Regions from separate parts of the Homo sapiens genome. Here region 2 is linked to region 1. A link is an interaction called in ENCODE POLR2A ChIA-PET data of the cell type or tissue named here. Cell type or tissue: GM12878. All regions are shown on one strand. Each heading gives the region's core, and the rest is flanking DNA. Links, peaks and the distances in the headings are about the cores only. Region 1 has its middle 43 kb from the start of ASAH2. Region 2 overlaps SGMS1 (sphingomyelin synthase 1).

Region 1 (10,556 bases), core at 4,192-6,691:
TTAGAACCTATCTTGGGTCATCCAAGCCAAAAAAAAGGCTCATCAAAAAGAATGAGAGAAAAACAATTGACTAAATAGAGAATACTGTACACCATAACTTGACAAAGAATTATGCACCATAACACAGGCCAAGCATTCTAGACTGTAGGCACCTGACATTTTCTCCTGATGTTCTGAGGCTCCTTCTAAGAAATCATATTTGTTACTAACCAATGTCCATAATGATTCTTTATCAGGCCCTAGTTTGGGATGTATCCACGCTGCTCTCAGACAAGTAGAATAGTCAAGAGAAAGAGAGAGAGAGTATTCAGGAGTAGCTCTGCAGTTTGGGCCTTGCTTTAACACTGGGATTTTGTCAAATAAACTATTTTTCTTGCTACAGGCTTATTTCTAATCATGAGGGCCACCTATACCTGGAGTCGAGGACTGCTGGAGATAAATCTCTGACAACCTCATTTTCTCTTTGTCTAAAATTTCCCAATGTACTAGAAGTCTTGATAATCATGAAGTTGCCCAAAAAGGAATTTTCCATCAGACTACTGAGATGGCATTTTGGATAGTCTTTGCCCATCCTAGTCAGAATTACCCCGCACACCTGGGTTACTGATTTACCTATCAAGAGAAAATGGAACTCCAAGGGGGAGTTCTAGCAGGAAGGAAACTAAAAGATTGGAAAAGTGAACTAATTTATGTAGAAAAATGATAGTGAAGGGAAGCTGAGCTTTAGGTTTATGTCAGGGATCACCTCCATGCCTTCCTTGAGGCCCATGTTTTAGATTATGAGATTGCCAGGCCACAGATTTCAGGGTGGAAATTCTTATGTTTATGCTTCTGTCTAAGGCTGAGTTTTAATAGACATCAGACAAATGCAGAATGCAACTTCCAGGCCATTAACACGTCTTTTTGGAGAAGGCTTTTCTGCAGTCTGGAGTAGAAGTAGGAATTCTACTTCTCGAGACTTTCCTAGGAAAAGTCACTCAACAACTTTAAGAACAGGCCTTGAGCACTGTGCTAGGCACTGCAAGGAAACGATATTGAAGCAGAAAAATCTCATAGTGAAACTAGACACATTGAACCACTAACTCATTAGACTCCTAACTTCTCCCTCTTCAACTGGGCTTAATCTGGAAGTTTCTTTCAGGCCATTTCATAAATTCTCAATTAAAAACTTGGGTTAATGAGACATTCTGAGTAATTGAAATTTCTAATTTAAATAGGGCTTATTCAGCAAGCCTTCTTTAAACAGAAAAGTCTTTCTAAAATACCTATTTTACACTTTTGGAAACAGAGCAAAGGGAAGCTTTTAATTATTTCCTTGATGACTAGAAGAGATTCCAATGTCTCAATATTAATGCTCTTCATCCAATGCTAAAGACATATACATAAACATGTACAAGGCGTCAAAGTTCAAGAGCAAGCCAATGGCATTTCTGAGAGAAACTGTTTTTAAGGAGGAAATAATTTCATCTATCTATTTATATTTCTCATAGTTTCTTTTCTTAAAGTCCAAATAATCTAATTTGGTAGAGTACTCATTGATTGAGATTTCCTTTACTATCCTTTGAAAATAGCCCAGACTATAAGTTTTTATGAAGGCAGGCACCCTTGTCTACTTTGTTTGACACCAGCTCCCAATGCTAACACAAAAACATTTGCTGAATGAATGGAGGGAGGTGAAGAGACGAGGGGATGATTAATGTATAAGTGAATGCATGAAAGACTAGCCTTGAAATTCCCAGGGTTCTATGGTCAGCCTCAATCTTGGACATTCCTTATTGTCAGCCCATTTTTATTCCTTTATTACCCAAGAATGCAACTGAAGATAATTTGTGAAATCCCAAGGGCCTGTGAGGCCAACTAATACAAGGATTAGGAAAGCAAAAATCAAAGATTACAACCACTCCACCCTCCAAAAGAAAAAGAGCAGAACCATCCATAGCCATCAAAAACCAATGAAGAGGTATATTTACAAGTGCTCTACAAAGTTAGCCACAGGGGGATGCTAAAGGCTACTGGTAAAGTGTCATGCTTGGAGCTGGCCAATACTTAGGGCTCCATCATGTGATGTCAAAGATTTTTTTTTTCATAAGCCCCTAACCAGATTTTAAATTTATCACCTTGAAAGAAAACCCACAAACCACAAAATAATGTTCTACTCTCACTATAAATTAACCTTCCATGAAAAGCCTGGTGTAATTGGGGTATCACAGAGCCAAGAAGTAGTGCCATGTTCCAATCCATCATCACAATGGAGACCCTTATCATTCACGCAGGGACAATCCACAGAGGCCTAGTGAGAGTGAATACCGATCCATCAAAATGCTTGACAGCTTCTGAGAAATGAATTATACATCAGTATAGAGTTGACCTCAACTTATTTCCACAAAAGTGTTTTATTAAACAAAGACTAATAGAAAGAAATTGGGGCAAAAGAGAAAAATATATAAAAAAAAGATAATACCAAGATCACAAATACATACACTAAAATTCAGTACAGTTGTTAAGAATGGACAATAAATTAGACTCAGTTTCCCAAACACCAAAGCAAAAAAACACAACACAATCAGTATAAAATTTAATGTTCATGAGACAGAATCAGTTGCAGAGAAGAAAATCCAGTTCTACTTCCTATGAAGGCTAAGAAAAATCTCTGCCTATGTGATGTAATATAGTATGTAGTAAACATATGGACCCTCTTCAATGAGATTTTGTTGGTTTGATTCACTTAAAAGATGGATTATTATTCAATGACTATTAAAAGAGCCACACTTGATGTTCTGGCCTGATTGGGACTGTTGGTGTGGTGATGGTGGTGGTATAGAATATCTTGGAGGAAGTGACTGGAAGCTATCCTTCATAAGATTCCATATGGGTTATAAGAGTAACAACTGAGTGTCGGATAAAAATGCAGCACCTCAGCGTGATGACTAATATTTTGATTCTGTACCAGAGGTACTCCATGCCAATTAAAAAGGCAGATCCATTTCTGCCTTTTTACAATTCAGAAGGAAAGATCAAAACTGACACCCAGAGATTCAAGTGCCCACAAAACACTCTGATGTACTCTGCAGTAAAAATAAAAATAACATTGCCATAGGCACTCCCAAATATCTGGCTGTTTGCAGAGCTAAGAACCCCACCACAAAGGAAGTTACCTCAGAGGATGGAACTTGCTGTTTTTGACATATGTTACTACACTTCAGCATATATTCATGGCACCCATCATTGTTATAAGGTATATTGGGGTTTCATTTTCAACTTGCTCCTTTGAGAGGTACTATTTTTTCCCTGATAAAGTTATTTCAAGAACATGCATTTTCATAGAGCAGTATAGCTGAAACCGTCTTGTGTAAATTAATAGTTGTCCATTAGACACTTGGACTTGCATACAGCTGCATCCTGGGTCCTCTCCAGGAGTCACAATGCACATTAGCACATTAATGACTCCGACAAGTCTTACAGCTAAGAAACCTAGAGAATGGCCTCAAAGTTCCCAATGCAATGTTAATTAGAAGATAACTGAATGAAGCACCTCCATTTTCCACTTCAATGCTAATTTTTTTCATGTTCTTCTGGACATCTTTTGTGTTGAGAGTTGGAAGTCATTAAAGCAGACTGATAACGACTTATAGTTCAACTGTTGTTAGGACATAAATTTGTATACCTAGTCATTAAGGATACTCTGCCAATAACTGCTTATTGTTTCCCAAACTTATTTGACCATGCAAACTGTGTCATCAAGGTCTTCTGTTTTCAGCTTCAACATTTAAAGAGCTTGGGAGTTATCACTGTCATCCTTACAATAGGAAGAAGCTGAGCAAACTGCAAAACAAGTTTTTTTGGACCCATCATGGAAATGAAGTCATAGGTACAACCACTGTTCCAAAATCTGGAGAGAGAGTTGCATTCAGAGTCATGGGCAAGATCTGCTTACACGGAGCGGAAGCCGCTAGAGCCATAAACTAATAAGAACACCTACATGGTAAATGACAAATTACTGGAGGTTGCTCCTTGTACTTTAGCCCTTTCTAGTCTTCCCATCTGACTCAGGGAGAAAAAACCGTCAGCAGGCATCAAGGCTTCAAGGAAGCAGACAAAGAATTCTGCAGTCATGGAATTTATGTAGAATAGAGGATAAGAGGAGTGGGTTTACTACCACACTCATGAAGGTCAAGCCTGGAGAAACAGACCCACTAAAAGACAGATTCATGACATGGTTTTAAGATGGCTGACCAGAGGCAGCTGGTACTTGCCTCCCCCACAAACAAGAACCAAAATAGTGAGTATGTAATCATACTTTGGTCACCTATGAGAGAACACTGGAATTCAACAGAGAAGTGACAGGAAACATATAAGGCAAAGGAGGAGAAGGAAGTGAGGCAGCATGCTCAGCTGGGGGACTGAAGAATCTCCCAATTGCGGTGAAAGAGAAAGTGAGTGACTCTCAGCAGTTCACATTCCCACCACAGACTCCTGCAATTCTTGCCACAGGAGAGTCCTTCAACCCACACAGGCCCTGAGACTAACATAGGGAGCTACCTAGAGATTTCTTGAAGGAATTGCTCCAGAAAGGAAGCTCACACCAGGTCCCATGCCCACCCCCAGTACTAAGCAGCTATAGCAAAGCACTATTTTGAGAGCGCAGTCTCCACCAGAATGCCCTGGAGCCCAACATCTCCTGCATCTTCACATCCCTGGAGCCCCACTGACATCCCACACACACAGCAGGGAGCTGCTGCTGTCTGGCACTGCCAGGGCCAAAGTATGAGCCATAGGCAGCAACCCCACCACCCCCAGTAGCAGGGCCACCATGCATTTAAAAATGCCCTGAGGAAAGCCTACTCTGTTTATATGGCTGCCAACTGTGGCCAAAGAGTGTGCTCCTTAGTTGCCTGTTTATGCTTCTTCTACTGCCACTGAAAGCAACCCTCTCCTCCCCAGGAGCAGAGCCACAGCACAACTGTTGCCACTCCAACCTAAGCATTCCTCCAAGAGCCTGGTGATTGCCCTGCCTCTGCCTACCATAGCCCATTACCACACACACCACTGGGGGCCTGAGAACAGGTGTGCTTAGCCTGGATCCACCCACCCCCATGCCCAAGCACAACATCTAGGGGCCTGGGATTCCCCCGCCCCATCAAACATTGTTGGCATCTAAGCATTCCTTCCAGGCTCTTGAGGATAGGCCCACTAAATCTGCTGCTAATACCACAGCTGGTATGCACCACTAAATGCCACCTAAAGGCCTGGAGACTGGCCTACCCAGCCCATTGCAGCCACCAGCACCACCAGTACAGGCTGCTTGGAAGTCAGAGGATTCTCTCACCACTGCTACTGCCATTGCCCATTCCACGCCTGCTGCCCAGGCACCTGGCCCACTTCTGCAACTGCTGGCACCTGAGATGGCCACCTGTGGGGGTCCAAGAATCAGTCCCCCTGGACCCATTAACACCAGGGTCAACATATGCTGCCCTGCAAGGATAGGCATGCTTGGCTTACTGCTGCCACCATTGGGGCCTAAGTGCAGGCTCAACTGCTGTCCCTGTCTCCAGCAAAACTTTACCACAGCCTTCACTAACAGTATTCTAAACCACTGAGTAAATCAGACACTACTGGTGGTGTTTATAGCCAAATAAATTATACAGAGATTATACTACTGCACATACCCAGAATCAAAGCCAAAGTGCCCTGCTCAACCAATACTATAGATACACCTTCGGGAAAAAGTCATTCCCAACTAAAAGGCAAATGCAAACAAATTTAAGGAGTGACTGTTACACCAGATGCACAGATACCAATGTAAGGATGGAAGAAGCATAAAAAGGCAATGAAATATGACACCTCCAGAGGAACACAATAATTCTCCAGCAACAGATTCCAACAAAAAAGTATAAAATCCCACATAAAAAATTCAAAATGATACTAAAGAAGCTCAGTGAGATACAAAATAACTCAAAAAGCAAAACAAAGACATCAGAAAAACAATTCAGTATTCAGGATATGAAAGAGAAATTTACAAAAGAGATAGATATCATAAAAAATAACCAAACAGAAATTCTGGAACTGAGGAATTCAATTAATGAAATACAAAATTTGAAAGCTTCAACAATAGGCTAAATCAAGCAGAAGAAAACATTTCAGAACATAAAGACAGGTCTTTTGAAATAACCCAGTCAGGCAAAAATATAGAGAAAAATTTAAAAAGAATGGACAAAGCCTATGTGACATATGGGACACCATAAAGCAACCGAAGATTCAAATTTTCAGTGCTCCACAAGGTGAAGAACAAATGAAAGGGTTAGATAATGTCCTTAATGAAATAATAGCTGAAAACTTTCCAACTTTAGCAAGAGATTTAGACAGCCATACACAGGAAGCTCACAGATCCCCATACAGATATTATCATTCAAAAAGGTCTTCTCCACAGCACCTTATAATAAAACTGTCAAAAGTCAAAGAGAGAATTCTAAAAACAGCAAGAGGAAAAGCATTTAGTCACTTATAAGGGAATCCCCATCAAATTAACAGGGATTTCTCAGCAGAAACCTCACAGTCCAGGAGAGATTGAAAATAGTCCAAGTGCTGAAAGAAAAAAATTGCCATTGCTTTTGGTGTTTTAGACCTGAAGTCCTTGCCCATGCCTATGTCCTGAATGGTAATGCCTAGGTTTTCTTCTAGGGTTTTTATAGTTTTAGGTCTAACGTTTAAGTCTTTAATCCATCTTGAATTAATTTTTGTATAAGGTGTAAGGAAGGGATCCAGTTTCAGCTTTCTACATATGGCTAGCCAGTTTTCCCAGCACCATTTATTAAATAGGGAATCCTTTCCCCATTGCTTGTTTTTCTCAGGTTTGTCAAAGATCAGATAGTTTTAGATATGTGGCGTTATTTCTGAGGGCTCTGTTCTGTTCCATTGATCTATATCTCTGTTTTGGTACCAGTACCATGCTGTTTTGGTACCAGTACCATGCTGTTTTGGTTACTGTAGCCTTGTAGTATAGTTTGAAGTCAGGTAGGGTGATGCCTCCAGCTTTGTTCTTTTGGCTTAGTAACGGCAACAAAAGCCAAAATTGACAAATGGGATCTAATTAAACTAAAGAGCTTCTGCACAGCAAGAGAAACTACCGTCAGAATGAACAGGCAACCTACAAAATGGGAGAAAATTTTCACAACCTACTCATCTGACAAAGGACTAATATCCAGAATCTACAATGAACTTAAACAAATTTACAAGAAAAAAACAACCCCATCAAAAAGTGGGCAAAGGATATGAACAGACACTTCTCAAAAGAAGACATTTATGCAGCCAAAAGACACATGAAAAAGTGCTCATCATCAGTGGCCATCAGAGAAATGCAAATCAAAACCACAATGAGATACCACCTCACACCAGTTAGAATGGCGATCATTAAAAAGTCAGGAAACAACAGGTGCTGGAGAGGATGTGGAGAAATAGGAACACTTTTACACTGTTGGTGGGACTGTAAACTAGTTCAACCATTGTGGAAGTCAGTGTGGCAATTCCTCAGGGATCTAGAACTAGAAATACCATTTGACCCAACCATCCCATTACTGGGTATATACCCAAAGGACTATAAATCATGCTGCTATAAAGACACATGCACACGTATGTTTATTGCAGCACTATTCACAATAGCAAAGACTTGGAACCAACCCAAATGTCCAACAATGATAGACTGGATTAAGAAAATGTGGCACATATACACCATGGAATACTATGCAGCCATAAAAAATGATGAGTTCATGTCCTTTGTAGGGACATGGATGAAATTGGAAATCATCATTCTCAGTAAACTATCGCAAGGACAAAAAACCAAACACCGCATGTTCTCACTCATAGATGGGAATTGAACAATGAGAACACATGGACACAGGAAGGGGAACATCACACTCTGGGGACTGTTGTGGGGTGGGTGGAGGGGGGAGGGATAGCATTAGGAGATATACCTAATGCTAAATGAAGAGTTAATGGGTGCAGCACACCAGCATGGCACATGTATACATATGTAACTAACCTGCACATTGTGCACATGCACCCTAAAACTTAAAGTATAATAATAATAAAAAAAGAAAAAAAAAGAAATAAAATCAAAGAAGCACAAAAAAAAGAAAAAAATTGCCAACAAAGGATACTATACCTAGCACAGCTATCCTTCATAAATGAAGGAGAAATGAAGTTTTCCCCAGACAAACATAGTAGAGGGAATTCACACCACTAGAGTGGTCCTACAAGAAATGCTTAAGTGAGTCCTACATGTGAAAACAAAAAGACAATAGCTACCATCATGAAAACACACAGAAGGATAAGACTCACTGGTAGGGCAAACACACAAATGAGGAAGAGAAAGAGCTCAAATATTACCACTACAGAAAACCACCAAGCCACAATGATATAGAAAAGAAACAAATGATATGCAAAACTACCAAAATTAATGAATAAAATGACAAGAATAAGCCCTCACACATCAATAACAACCTCGAATGAAAATGATTAAACTTTGCAGTTAAAAGATATAGACTGGGCCGGGCATGGTGGCTCACACCTGTAATCCCAGCACTTTGGAAGGCCGAGATGGGCAGATCACGAGGTCAGGAGATCGAGACCATCCTGGCTAACATGGTGAAACCCCGTCTCTACTAAAAATACAAAAAATTAGCCGGGTGTGGTGGCGGGCACCTGTAGTCCCAGCTACTTGGGAGGCTGAGGCAGGAGAATGGCATGAACCCGGGAGGCGGAGCTTGCAGTGAGCCAAGATCATGCCACTGCACTCCAGCCTGGGGGACAAAGCGAGACTCCATCTCAAAAAAAAAAAAAAAAAAAAGCTATAGACTGGCTGAATGATTTAAAAAAACAAGACACAACTATATGCTGCCTACAAGAAACTCATCTTAGTGTAAAGACACATATAGACCAAAAGCAAAGGAATGGAAGAAGATATTCCATGCAAATAGAAACCAAAAGGCCAATCCCTTTATCACTAGATAATGACTTTCTTTGTAACTATTTACCATTTTTGACAATTTAGCAAGAGGATATAACCATTCTAAAGATAAGCACCCAGGACCAGAGTACTTAGATATATGAAGCAAGTATTATTAGATCTAAAGGAATAGAATCTAATGCAATAATAGTTGGGGACTTCACTTCACTCTCAGCATTAGACACATCATTTAGATAGAAAATTAGCAAGGAAACTTTGGATTTAAACCACATTAAAACAAATGAACCTAAGATATTTACAGAACACTTCATTTAACAGGTATAGAATACATATTCTTCTCATCTGCATATGGAACACTCCCCAGAATAGGCCATATGTAGGACACAAAACAAGTCTCAACAAATTTTTAAACATTGAAATCATATCAAGAATCTTTTCAGATCACAGTGAAATAAGACTAGAAATTAATAACAAAAGAAACTTTGGAAATTGTACAAACACATAGAAAATAAACAACGTGCTCCTAAATGACCATTGGGTCAAGGAAGAAATTAAGGAGGAAATTTTTAAAAATTCTTGGAACAAATGAGAATTGAGACACAACATATCAAAGCTTATGAGATACAGCAAAAGCAGTGCTAACAGGGAAATGTATAGCAATAAACACCTACAGCAAAAAAGTAGAAAGATTTAAAATAAACAATCTAATGATGCACCTCAAGGAACTACTAAAGCAAGAAGAAACCAAACCCAAAATTAGTAGTATGAAATAAATTATGAAGATCAGAGCAGATCTAAGCAAAATAGAATCCCCCCCCCCCGCCAAAAAGGCAAAGATTCAATAAAACAAAATACTGGTTTTTTGAAAAGGTAAACAAAATCAAACCATTTGCTAAACTAACCAAGAGACAAAGACGCAAATAAATGAAATCAGAAATGGAAAAAGAGACATTAAAACTGACACCACAGAAATACAAAAGATCATCAGAGATTATTATGAACCACTATATACTAAAAAACTAGAAAATCCAGAAGAAATGGTACATTTCTGAGCACATACAACCTATAGTGACTGAATCATTAAACAACGAAAAACTTGAATAGACCAAAAAAGAAGTAATGAGACTGAATCAGCAATAAAAAGTCTCCCAACAAAGAAAAGCCCAGAACTGAACAGTTTCATTGTGGAATTCTACCAAATTTACCAAGGAAAATTAACAACAATCCTCCTCAAACTATTCTAAAAAATTGAAGAGGACGGAATTCTCCCCAACTCATTCTATGAGGCCAGCATTACCCTGATACTAAAACCAGACAAGGATGCAACAAAAAAAGAAAAACTACAGACAGGCCAGTATCCCTGATGATCATTGATGCAAAAATCCTCAACAAAATATCAGCAAACTGAATCGAATAGTACATCAAAAAGATAATACACCATGATCAAGTGGGACTTATTCCATGGATGCAAAGATGGTCCAACATATGCAAATCAATAAACAGGATACATCACAATGAAAAAAGGAAAAACAAAAACCATATGATCATCTCAATAGATGCAGAAACAGTGTTTGATACAATTCAACATCCCTTC
Region 2 (10,556 bases), core at 3,338-5,837, 250 kb after region 1:
TTTCTTTTCTTTTTTTTCTTTATATATATATATAGATATATATATATTTTATTATACTTTAAGTTCTAGGGTACATGTGCACAACGTGCAGGTTTGTTACATATGTATACATGTGCCATGTTGGTGTGCTGCACCCATTAACTCGTCATTTACATTAGGTATATCTCTTAATGCTATCCCTCCCCGCCACCCCCTGCCCGCCCCCATTCCACAACAGGCCCCGGTGTGTGATGTTCCCCATCCTGTTTCTTTTTGTGAAACCAAGGTTTCAGTGGGACTACATGCTGGTAGTTTTTGAAATAGGAATGTTGCCTGAGTGGAACAGTAGCTGCTTAGGATTATTCCCTAGGTCATAGAGCTTGTCTACATTGTACCGTCAGGAAGAATGAGGTTACAAAGCAGAATTCAAGAAGAGTGACACCTTCACTGTGAGAGCACAAAAGCCATCCAAGAAGATGGCTTCAACCATTTGCTTATTTACCCTACAAGTAACTAAGCTCAAACTGCATCTATTAAGCCATATGAATCCCATTACATATTAAATGTTTGGTCAGTTCTCAAGAAGGCACTGCTACTCAGGAGGCTGGGGCAGGAGGCTTGCTTGAGCCCAGCTATTCAAAGTTACAGTGAGCTATGATTATGCCACGGCACTCCAGCCTGGGCAACAGAGTGAGATCCTGCTCTGGAAATACAGAGATTAAACAAATAATAATAAGGTGCTGGATAAGATGCAGATAAAACCAAAGAGCTTATCAGGGGTGGGTGGGTGGGCTCACACCTGTAATCCCAGCACTTTGGGAGGCCGAGGCAGGCAGATCATGAGCTCAGGAGATCGAGACCATCATGGCTAACATGGTGAAACCCCGTCTCTACTAAAAATACAAAAAAATTAGCCGGGCGTGGTGGTGGGTGCCTGTAGTCCCAGCTACTCAGGAGGCTGAGGCAGGACAATGGCATGAACCCGGGAGGCGGAGCTTGCAGTGAGCCAAGATCATGCCACTGTACTACAGCCTGGGCTACTGAGTGAGACTCCATCTCAAAAAAAAAAAAAAAAAAAAGAGATAGCTTATCAGGGGTGCCTTCAGCATTCTGGACAGGACAATCCTTCATTAAGTGGGACCCTCCCACTCCCAACTACTGAAAGGTATTTAGCATCCCACACCCTCAGGACATTAAATCCTGATATACACACCCCTCATCATCATGACCACTGAAAATGTTCCCACACATTTCAAAACACCAGAGGAGAGGGATGACACCATTCCCCACTGACAACTTCTGTGTCTACTTAGTGGGATGGAATTCACATTCAGGAAATGACAGAAAACAATACTGATCTGGAGGTGGAACTGTGAGATAAAAGCTGTAAGTATCATTAAGTGGTCAAAGGCGATCCAAAAGAGTAGAGCAAGTTTTGATAAGAACAGGAGATGGAGACTTGTAACCTTCCCCAGAATCCAGTCCAGGGTTAAAGTCTGCCATGAAATGCCTTCTCATCAACACCCTGGATTTCCCCTACTTAAGCTGATTACATGAACTAATACAAGGAAACCACCGAACTCGGTGAGCAGCACATCCTACACACTTGGCAATGCCAACTTTTAAAACACAGGTATTGTTCCTGTCCTCCTGCTCAGGGCAAGCGTTCTTGCCATGTGGGCATCCAGGGAGGGCAGAACAGTGACAGCCCTGGTGAGCATGAAGGGCACTGCTGGCCTTCCCCTGCCGGGCTTCTCCAGAGGACTCAACCATAGGCCCCACCCATTCACTGCTGGACTGAGGAGATCTGACCCCTGTCTAGTTCCTTCCCGCCTGTGTCAGCTGTGGTCAAAGGGCCATTGTTCCCGGAAGGCCAGTGTGTTTTAGCCATCTAGGAACAATGCCCCTTGTTGATCCTCTGTGCTCCAGTTGAATAAGGTCATAGACTGTTTTCAACCTTAGTCACAATCAATATCATCACCTTTTATTGTATAGTGTTGGCATTGATATGTTTTCTGATAACATCTATATGCTCAGGTGAGACTGAAAAGGTCGGTGAATGAGCCATCTTTTATGGATCCTGTTCGAAATTTATTAATGACACAGTATACACTAAGTATTATATGGGACCTGATTCTCAAACTTATGGAGCTTATTTAAAGTACAAAGTGATCACTTTAAAATGCAGTTTTCTGGGCCTCTCAAATTCTGATTCAGTAAGTTGTGGGGGCATGAACCTGCAAATTAACCATCCCCACATGTTTCTGATACAGGTGATCCATGGGTATGCTTTGTGAAACACTGCCACAGAATGATAGTAAACTGAATTTAAAATGAGCATCTTCTTCTTGATGTTTTATATTCTATCTCCTTGAAATGGATCTTTCACTAGCAAAATAAACATTAAGTAAAAGTCCAATGGAAACAAGAAATCAACTTAATTATGAAAGAAAATTAGAGTCCCTGCTGTAAGGCTCATATATAGACATGATAAGCCTATGCAACTGAAAGTTTAATTTATGTGTATATAAAATTTACATTTTAGTCTGCATAAGAGAGTGGCTAAACAGAAAATGATTATTTATGTCAAAGCATACTGAATGTAATTATACAACCTTATATTTGAATATGCTCTACTAATTTTTCAGTATTTCTTACTTAATCTTCATGAAAGAATTATCTTATCTTACAATCTGATGACCTGTATTAGACTGGCATGAAAATTAAGGCATGAAAAGTTTATGCAACATGTTTAAAGGTCAATACAAGGACCTAAACATCCAGAAGGTGATGACATTTTCTGCTAGATTAGAAATGTCAAATAGGTTTCATGCCACATGCCAATTCACACAGACCAGTAGAGTACTAAGAAAGCCAGCCCAGGGGAAGGATGTGGTGATAAATTAGTAATAAATAGACTGGCTCGTCTGGCAGGTAAAAAAAAATGGTGGCATCTGTGCCACACCTCATGCTAGATATGCCAACTCTCAGAGTATTTAGCAGCACTTAAAATACTCACAATTACCACTACTCTCATTCTTTCACTCAACAAATATGAATAAGCATCCACTATATGCCAGCCACTAGACATATACCAACAGACTGCTATCAAGGGGGTCAATGTCATGCAATAAGGTGGTTTCTAACCTAAGGCTTTCTCTGACAAAATGAGATTTAAGGGGGAACTAAAGAAATAATTAAAGTCAACAATTTGAAAAAAGAGAGAGGAAAGTGGAAGTGAATGCTATCTCAGAGAAACCAAAACTAAGCCACCATGACTGGATTGAAGAGGGGGAACACGGAGGGCTGGGGATTAGTGGGCAACTGCCAGGTCATGCGAGTCACTAAGGTTATGAAATTATGATTTCAACTTAAGATCATGGGAAGTCATGGAAAAGTTGAGTCCTGCAGGTTTGTTTGTTTTTTGTTTTGGCTTTTAGGGGAAGGAGGTGAATTACCAGATTTCCATTTCATAAAGAGGGTGGAAAAGAGTCACAGTGAGTATGAATAGCAACTGCAGTCACCCAGGTGACTGGACCAGGAGGGTGGATTTGAGATACTTTTTGGAGGCAGAATCAACAGAAACTTGGTTTGGGAAAGAATACAGGGGATGACAGCATGGAAGACCAAGATTCAGCTCTGATTGAAGTGCTTCAGATACATTCAATTAGAAACTCCACAAGGCAACAGGACCAACCAGCGTTGGAGACCTTGGGAAAGGACTTTTGAAAATGTGGGGGTTTCAGGCACAGAAAAAGGTAAGATCCAAACAAAACACTAATTCTTTATCTTCTATTTTCCGATTCTAGTTAAGTTTTATAATACTTATGCTGTTATACTCATGAAGACTTAATCCAGTAGAGATGTTACCATGTAAGTCTCTGGTTTTCTAAATTATAGCACTTACTGCAACTTTTTACCTCTCAAAGCAACTTAATTCAAGCAACCATAAAACTCCTATTGAAAATGTTTCTTAAGGAGTACTGTACATTACTGCCTTGTATGGTATACCAACATAATTTCATCTTTCATTGACTATCTAATACATCATGTGACTCAACATCTGTATGAGGGGCATTAATTTTACCATCCAGGCTCTGTCTTCATGATGACTCGAGCTCTTCCCTGAAGGCCCCCTTCCTGTGTGAATGGCAAACACCTAGCTCAGCTTGCCAGGTCATCTTGCCATACTCAAAGCCCACAGAGAGTGGTTGTTAAGCTGCCCCACTTGGAGACAAGACCAGGGATGGGGCCAAGATCCTCGAAAATGGAATAAAAATGCTGGCCCCTGGCTGAGCCACCCACTCTGGGAGATGTTTGGGAAGGAAAAGGGGTTGTTTTGAGTTTAATCAAGAGAACCAGGGTGGAGCCTCCAGAAGTTACAATTAGCACCAAATTGCAGGGTTCATGCACTTTTAAAAAAAGGATTTTTATTCCTGGAGCCAAAGTTTTCTTTTCTGTTAAAATACAACCTCCTAGGAAGAAGGCACTAAAACCTCTGCCAGTTACTTCCACTTCGAGGAGCATGTTTGATTTTTTTCCTGCCAACAAGTTTTAATGGAATAGATGAGTATGCTGGTGTCTAGAAGGGGAAGAGGCTGCATGTCCCACTCTTTTGCCTAAAATCACCGTGGCAGGAACCATTATCTTTTCTTAAAATCCTCCACCAAAGCCACCACCACTAGCATCAGATTCTCATGACACACAGCTTTGAAGCTACAGCAACCAAATTAGACCTTCTCATGGGGGAAAAGAAACTGAACACAGTCACACTCTGTGACTCCCACTTTTCGTTCTTCAAAGACTTCTACGGCATAAAATACATGGAAACAAAATTTTCCAGGTTCTATGTCTCAAAAAATGGCCGGAAGCATGTTTATTATTCTCCTTAAGATTATTTTTAAAAATTCAAAAAAGATCTTACACACATATGTGTTTACAGTGATTTAAAAAAAATCACTGTTTTGAAGTGTTGCCACTCATATTATTCTTAGACATTTGTTTAAGAACAGATTATGAGATACTTGAAAGATTGAGACAAAGAAGAAACACTAAAATTTCTATGATGTCACCAACCTGGGCTTAGAGCAGAAAATATGTATATTTGCTCTTAAAAAAAAGTGGTTAAGAGAGAATTTATGAATAACATAAGTCCAAATAAAATGGTTAAAAAGCAAAAAGCAAACTACCATAAAGAAAAGTGTATAGGAAAACAGAGAAAACAGAGAAGGTATACACACACACACATGCACACACACACATATACAGAAATGCACTTATAGAGAGAGGGGAGAGAGATATATATAACCTATAAATATTATATATATTATATTATATATAACAATGATATATATTAAATATTATTCAAAAAGTCTCAATTATTGTTTAATTTTTTCATTTGTTTTTCAGCAACCATTCCTGCAGGGTTTTTTTGGTTATTGTAATGTAATGCCAAGTGCAAAAAAAAAAAAAAAAGAAAGAAAAAGGAAGTCTTCTCAGTTTGTTTTGTTTTTAAAACACAAGTTACCTGCTTCTCAGACCAACAGGATGCCATCACTGTTTAGACTTGGACCTGCTTCCTTCAAACACACACAGTGTCTATATGATAGCTCTTGGGACAATTTTAACAAGGGACATTAGGCATCCACATCTGATCTTCCACAATCCAGACAGTACAGGGAAATAAAGTTAGCACCCAAACTGTCTTGGAGACCAAGTGTTGACTTTGTGCAGAGCAATGAACATGTCAAGGCAAACTTAGAATTTCCATTACAATATGCTCAGCTGGAAAAAAAAATGAGTATGTGGCAAGGCTGGCAACTTGACTTACAAATGACTATAAAATATGTGGCTGCTTTTCTAATCACTTGGAATTATGGAAAGGAAAGAGGACAGCAGAGACATAAGGCAGGGCACTTTAACACATCCACACAGGAGGCCCAAGAGCTGGCCCTCAATCAAGTTATTTCAAAAAGCCAAGGTGAGTAGATATACACATTACATAGTTAACATTACATATATCAAGTTGTAAAAAATTAGTAATCATTAGAACAAGAGCGTAGGCTAAGAAACAAATATGTGGTAGAGGTAAAAAAATCATACTGATTGTCAGGAAAAGAAGTTTCTGTAGGAACTGGGGCCTGCAGGCCAAGGGAACCCTGAAACAAAGTGTGGCTGATGTTCCACTTATAGAGGAGACAGGAGGAATAATGGGGTTTTGAGGTCAAAATAATCAGATTGGGAGCAGTTGCTTCTGCAGGAAGTAGACAGGAACTTCCTTACGAATCCCAAAAGCCAAAGACCCAAACTAATAATCTTCTTGTTAAAACTAAAAACTCAGCTTAATTTGGCCCAATGACCATTCTTGTGAATAAACTTTCTAGGTAAGTTTTTAAACCAAAAGATTTTTTTTTACTTGGTTCCAAATGTCTTCTATGTTTAGAAAAATTTTTTAAAGAAAAGAAAAAATTCAAAGCCACATTCACTCAGGGGACAGAAAATTGGTCACTACAGGAGCCATACGAAGAACGTAGTGCTACAGCCCCAGAAGGCATTCCTCCAAGAGCCATCCCCAAAATGTCCGGCATGGGCAGCACTACCAAAATCAAAGCTTATTTTCCAAGTCAGAACATTCTGAGGAAGAAAAACTCCCTTGGATGTGTAGGTTCTGATACATTTATTTCTTAAACATTTATTTCTCACACATGCTGACATAGCTTATAGGAAGGTAATGACAACAATAAAAACCATATCAGGTGACAGCTACTGAATGCCAGGAACTGTCTGAAGTGCTTCATGAATTAACTCACTTAATCCTCCCAGCAACTCTGAGGTAGTTATGTCCCCATTTCACAGATGAGGAAACTGAAGCCCAGAAAGGTAAAGTAAGGTGACTAAGTCACACAGGGAGACACGGAGGATATGAACCTCTTACAGACACCATGACAAATACAGGAATCCAGAGCTCTAAACAAGGCATTCCTGCATGTATATATTTAATGCTACATTAACCAGGACATTATCTTGCTTCGGTGAAGGCAAACAAGTTTAAGAGCCTTCTTTACTTCATTTGCATATGCCTCTCTCTCACTCAGATTTTCAGCTGCAACTGAGAGTTTTTTTGATCACATTCTACTTTTTCCTTAATAAATTAAAATCAAAAGCTTTTATTGAAAAGGTAAGACAATGTATCAGATCTGACTAACTGCAAATTCCAGAAGAAGTAAAACTGAAGTAGGTTCTTTGTACAATAAACTAAAATGCAACCTTGCAGTTTTACAGGGTGAAATATTTTGAAGATATGAGATAAACAAGGAAAAACAGAAAGTACAGTATAAACAGGAGCCAGGTGGATGCTAGGAAGTTCCTGAAGCACACAGCATTGGTCTCAGAAACTCGGTCCCAACATGCCATGAAGCCCAGAGGTGGGACATGCTACAACTACCCCTTTTCATTTGCCCCAAGAAGAAACGTGTGCCGCGTATTTCCATTTATGTGTTCCAACTATTGATACTACCTCCATCTTTATTTGTGGTTGGTAAATAATTTGGTTAAATTATTCATAGCTTCTTTATGAAGGAGCACAAGGGAAGTGAAATGAACACAGCATTGGTGGCCACTGTTGCTCTGAGGTGAAAATGGTAGCACGTGTACAATAAAAGCAAGAAATGAGGACACAGTAGCTTTGAGGATGACAAGGCAGCTATTTCCCGGAAGCACACAGAGAACATCAGTAACCTACTTCAAAGGGGGAAGCTTTATAATATGAATGGGAATGGCAGGGCCCCTCTGCCCCAGTGCCTTAAGGTTCCTAGTGTCACAGAAGCATAGAACAAGTGACCATCCTTTAAAAATGTCTTCTCCTTTCAGGTTTCTAGAGGCAGTGAATTTAAAAAGAAGTATTTGTGTGTCCCCTGTGCTGGGTGAGGTGTCAGAGCCAAGGCATTGGAAAGTAGTCGACTCATGGGTTGGTAAGAAGAAGTTCCCAACAACAGTACAGGTCTGAAAAGGAAAGGGTTTTGTTGTTGTTGCTGTTTGTTTTGTTTTGTTTGTTTTTGAGACAGAGTCTCGCTCTGTCACCCAGGCTAGAGTGCAGTGGTGTGATCTCGGCTCACTGCAACCTCCACCCCTGGGTTCAAGCGATTCTCCTGCCTCAGCCTCCTGAGTAGCTGGGATTACAGGAACCCACCACCTCGCCTGGCTAATTTTTGTAGTTTTTTAGTCGAGACAGGGTTTCACCATGTTGGCCAGGTTGGTCTCAAACTCCTGACCTCAGGTGATCTGCCCACCTTAGCCTCCAAAATGCTGGGATTACAGACGTGAGCCATGATGCCCAGCCAGGTAAGTTTTATTAGAAAGAAAGAATGCGGTAGAAGAGTACAGCAGAGTGACTCGGCAAGAGAGGACTGTTCATGGTGGATTTTTCTCTTGGGGTATTTATGGAGCTTAAAGCAGAGCTTAAGGGTAATTTAGACCATATCAGCCTCATAGGTCATAATAAATGATTATATTCATAGACATTCTGTGCAAAGGTTGCACAGTGAGTTTTGACATGCATGCATTCTGGAGATATACAAAAACTCTAGTTACTTATACATTTTGGGGAAAGAAGCCTGGAACCACAGGCCAGCTTTAGATAACAGGGAAGTCTAAATACTTCTAAATTCCTCAGATAAGGAGTTCTGCCTCGGATAGACTGCTTGATGGCCACCAGGTGACCTCTGCTCTCCTCACTCCTGCTTGGTGATTTGGTGATTCTGTTGGTTGGACAATGTGGGAGGAGTGCAATCTTTCTCCTGGTTCTGCTTTAGAAAGTTTTCCTGCTAAATAATAGCACCCTGTAGCAACAAACACAAGGCTCAGCCACTGCAGTAAAACCACAAGATGGAGTTTTTGAAAGAGGATTGTAACAAAAGACCCTGCTTAGGGCTCTAGAACTAGAAATACCATTTGACCCAGCCATCCCATTACTGGGTATATACCCAAAGGATTATAAATCATGCTGCTATAAAGACACATGCACATGTATGTTTATTGTGACACTATTCACAATAGCAAAGACTTGGAATCAATCCAAATGTCCAACAATGATAGACTGGATTAAGAAAATGTGGCACATATACACCATGGAATACTATGCAGCCATAACAAATGATGAGTTCATGTCCTTTGTAGGGACATGGATGAAGCTGGAAACCATCATTCTCAGCAAACTATCACAAGGACAAAAAACCAAACACCGCATGTTCTCACTCATAGGTGGAATTTGAACAATGAGAACACTTGGACACAGGAAGGGGACCATCACACACCAGGGCCTGTTGTGGGGTCGGGGGAGAGGGGAGGGATAGCATTAGGAGATATACCCAATGTAAATTATGAGTTAATGGGTGCAGCACACCAACATGGCGCATGTATACATATGTAACAAACCTTCACGTTGTGCACATGTACCCTAAAACTTAAAATATAATAATAAAAAAAAAGACCCTGCTTAGAACTTGTGGCACTTGCTTTTCCTCCCTTATACCTAAATATTTTAATCCTCATTTTACAGATTTTTAAAACTTGGAATTTCTCTTTAATCAAATGCTGTTTCCATCCCAAAATAGGTATTACTGTTCAGAAATGAGCCTAACAGAGACTCCTGGTTTACAGGAACATGCCCATGGCCTGACAAAGGAGTATACTCTATATCACTAAATTAATTTGCTTAAAGAAGACAGATGTCTAGAGGAGGCACAGAAGAGTTGTTTCTATTGAACCAAACGTACAAATCACAACATTTGAGGAATTAAATAACAAAAAAGGACTCCACTCCAGAATCAGTGGTTTTGTGTCCAAAATAATTTCAAGAGTAAAGGGATTATTTTAAAAATTCAGACCATATAGACCACTAGCTAGCATAAAAAAGAAGATAAAAGAGAGTAAAAGCAAATAAACACAATCAGATAAGGGGGATATCACCACTGACCCCACAAAAATACAAACAACCATCGGGGAATACTAAAAACCACCTCTGTGCATATAAACTAGAAAATCTAGAATAAATGGATAAATTCCTAGATACATATACTCTCCCAAAACTTAACCAGGAAGAAATTGAATCCCTGAATAGACCAATAATGAGTTCTGAAATTGAGGCAGTAATAAATAGCCTAGCAACCAAAAAAAGCCCAGTACCATATAGATTCACAGCTGAATTCTACCAGATATACAAAGAAGAGCTGGTACTATTTCTACTGAAACTATTCCAAAAACTGAAAAGGAGGGACGCCTCCCTAACTCATTCTATGAGGTCAACATCATCCTGATACCAACACCTGGCAGAGATACAACAAAAAAAGAAACCTTCAGGCCAAAATCCTTGATGAACATTGATGCAAAAATCCTCAAGAAAATACCGGCAAACCAAATCCAGCAACACATCAAAAAGCTTATCCATGATAATCAAGTCAGTTTCATTCCTGGGATGCAAGTTTGGTTCAACATATGCAAATCAATAAATGCAATTCATCACATAAACAGAACTGAAGACAAAAACCACATAATTATTTCAACAGATACAGGAAAGGCCT

Evidence for each region. ChIA-PET counts read pairs that join two places held together with the same protein. Peaks named below come from ENCODE experiments on the same cell type or tissue, not always from the same donor. Only the 100,000 strongest peaks of a DNase experiment are listed, where the experiment ranks them.
Region 2: POLR2A ChIA-PET joins it to region 1 with 5 read pairs; 3 of 35 experiments call an interaction of 5 or more read pairs at or near these places.

The regions. Positions count from the first base shown.
Region 1 is chr10:50,289,695-50,300,250 of GRCh38, forward strand. No RefSeq gene overlaps it. Among named protein-coding and RNA genes, the nearest start is that of ASAH2, 43 kb to the left of the region's middle. In GM12878, for the core only: no CTCF peak of the experiment used is centred there; no DNase peak of the experiment used is centred there.
Region 2 is chr10:50,537,420-50,547,975 of GRCh38, forward strand. All of the region lies in intron 2 of SGMS1 (sphingomyelin synthase 1), which reads right to left. Among named protein-coding and RNA genes, the nearest start is that of SGMS1, 81 kb to the right of the region's middle. RefSeq lists a silencer at 1,130-1,424 and an enhancer at 1,417-1,626. In GM12878, for the core only: no CTCF peak of the experiment used is centred there; a DNase peak (open chromatin) is centred at 4,682; H3K4me3 peaks cover 1,503 bases; H3K27ac peaks cover 2,257 bases.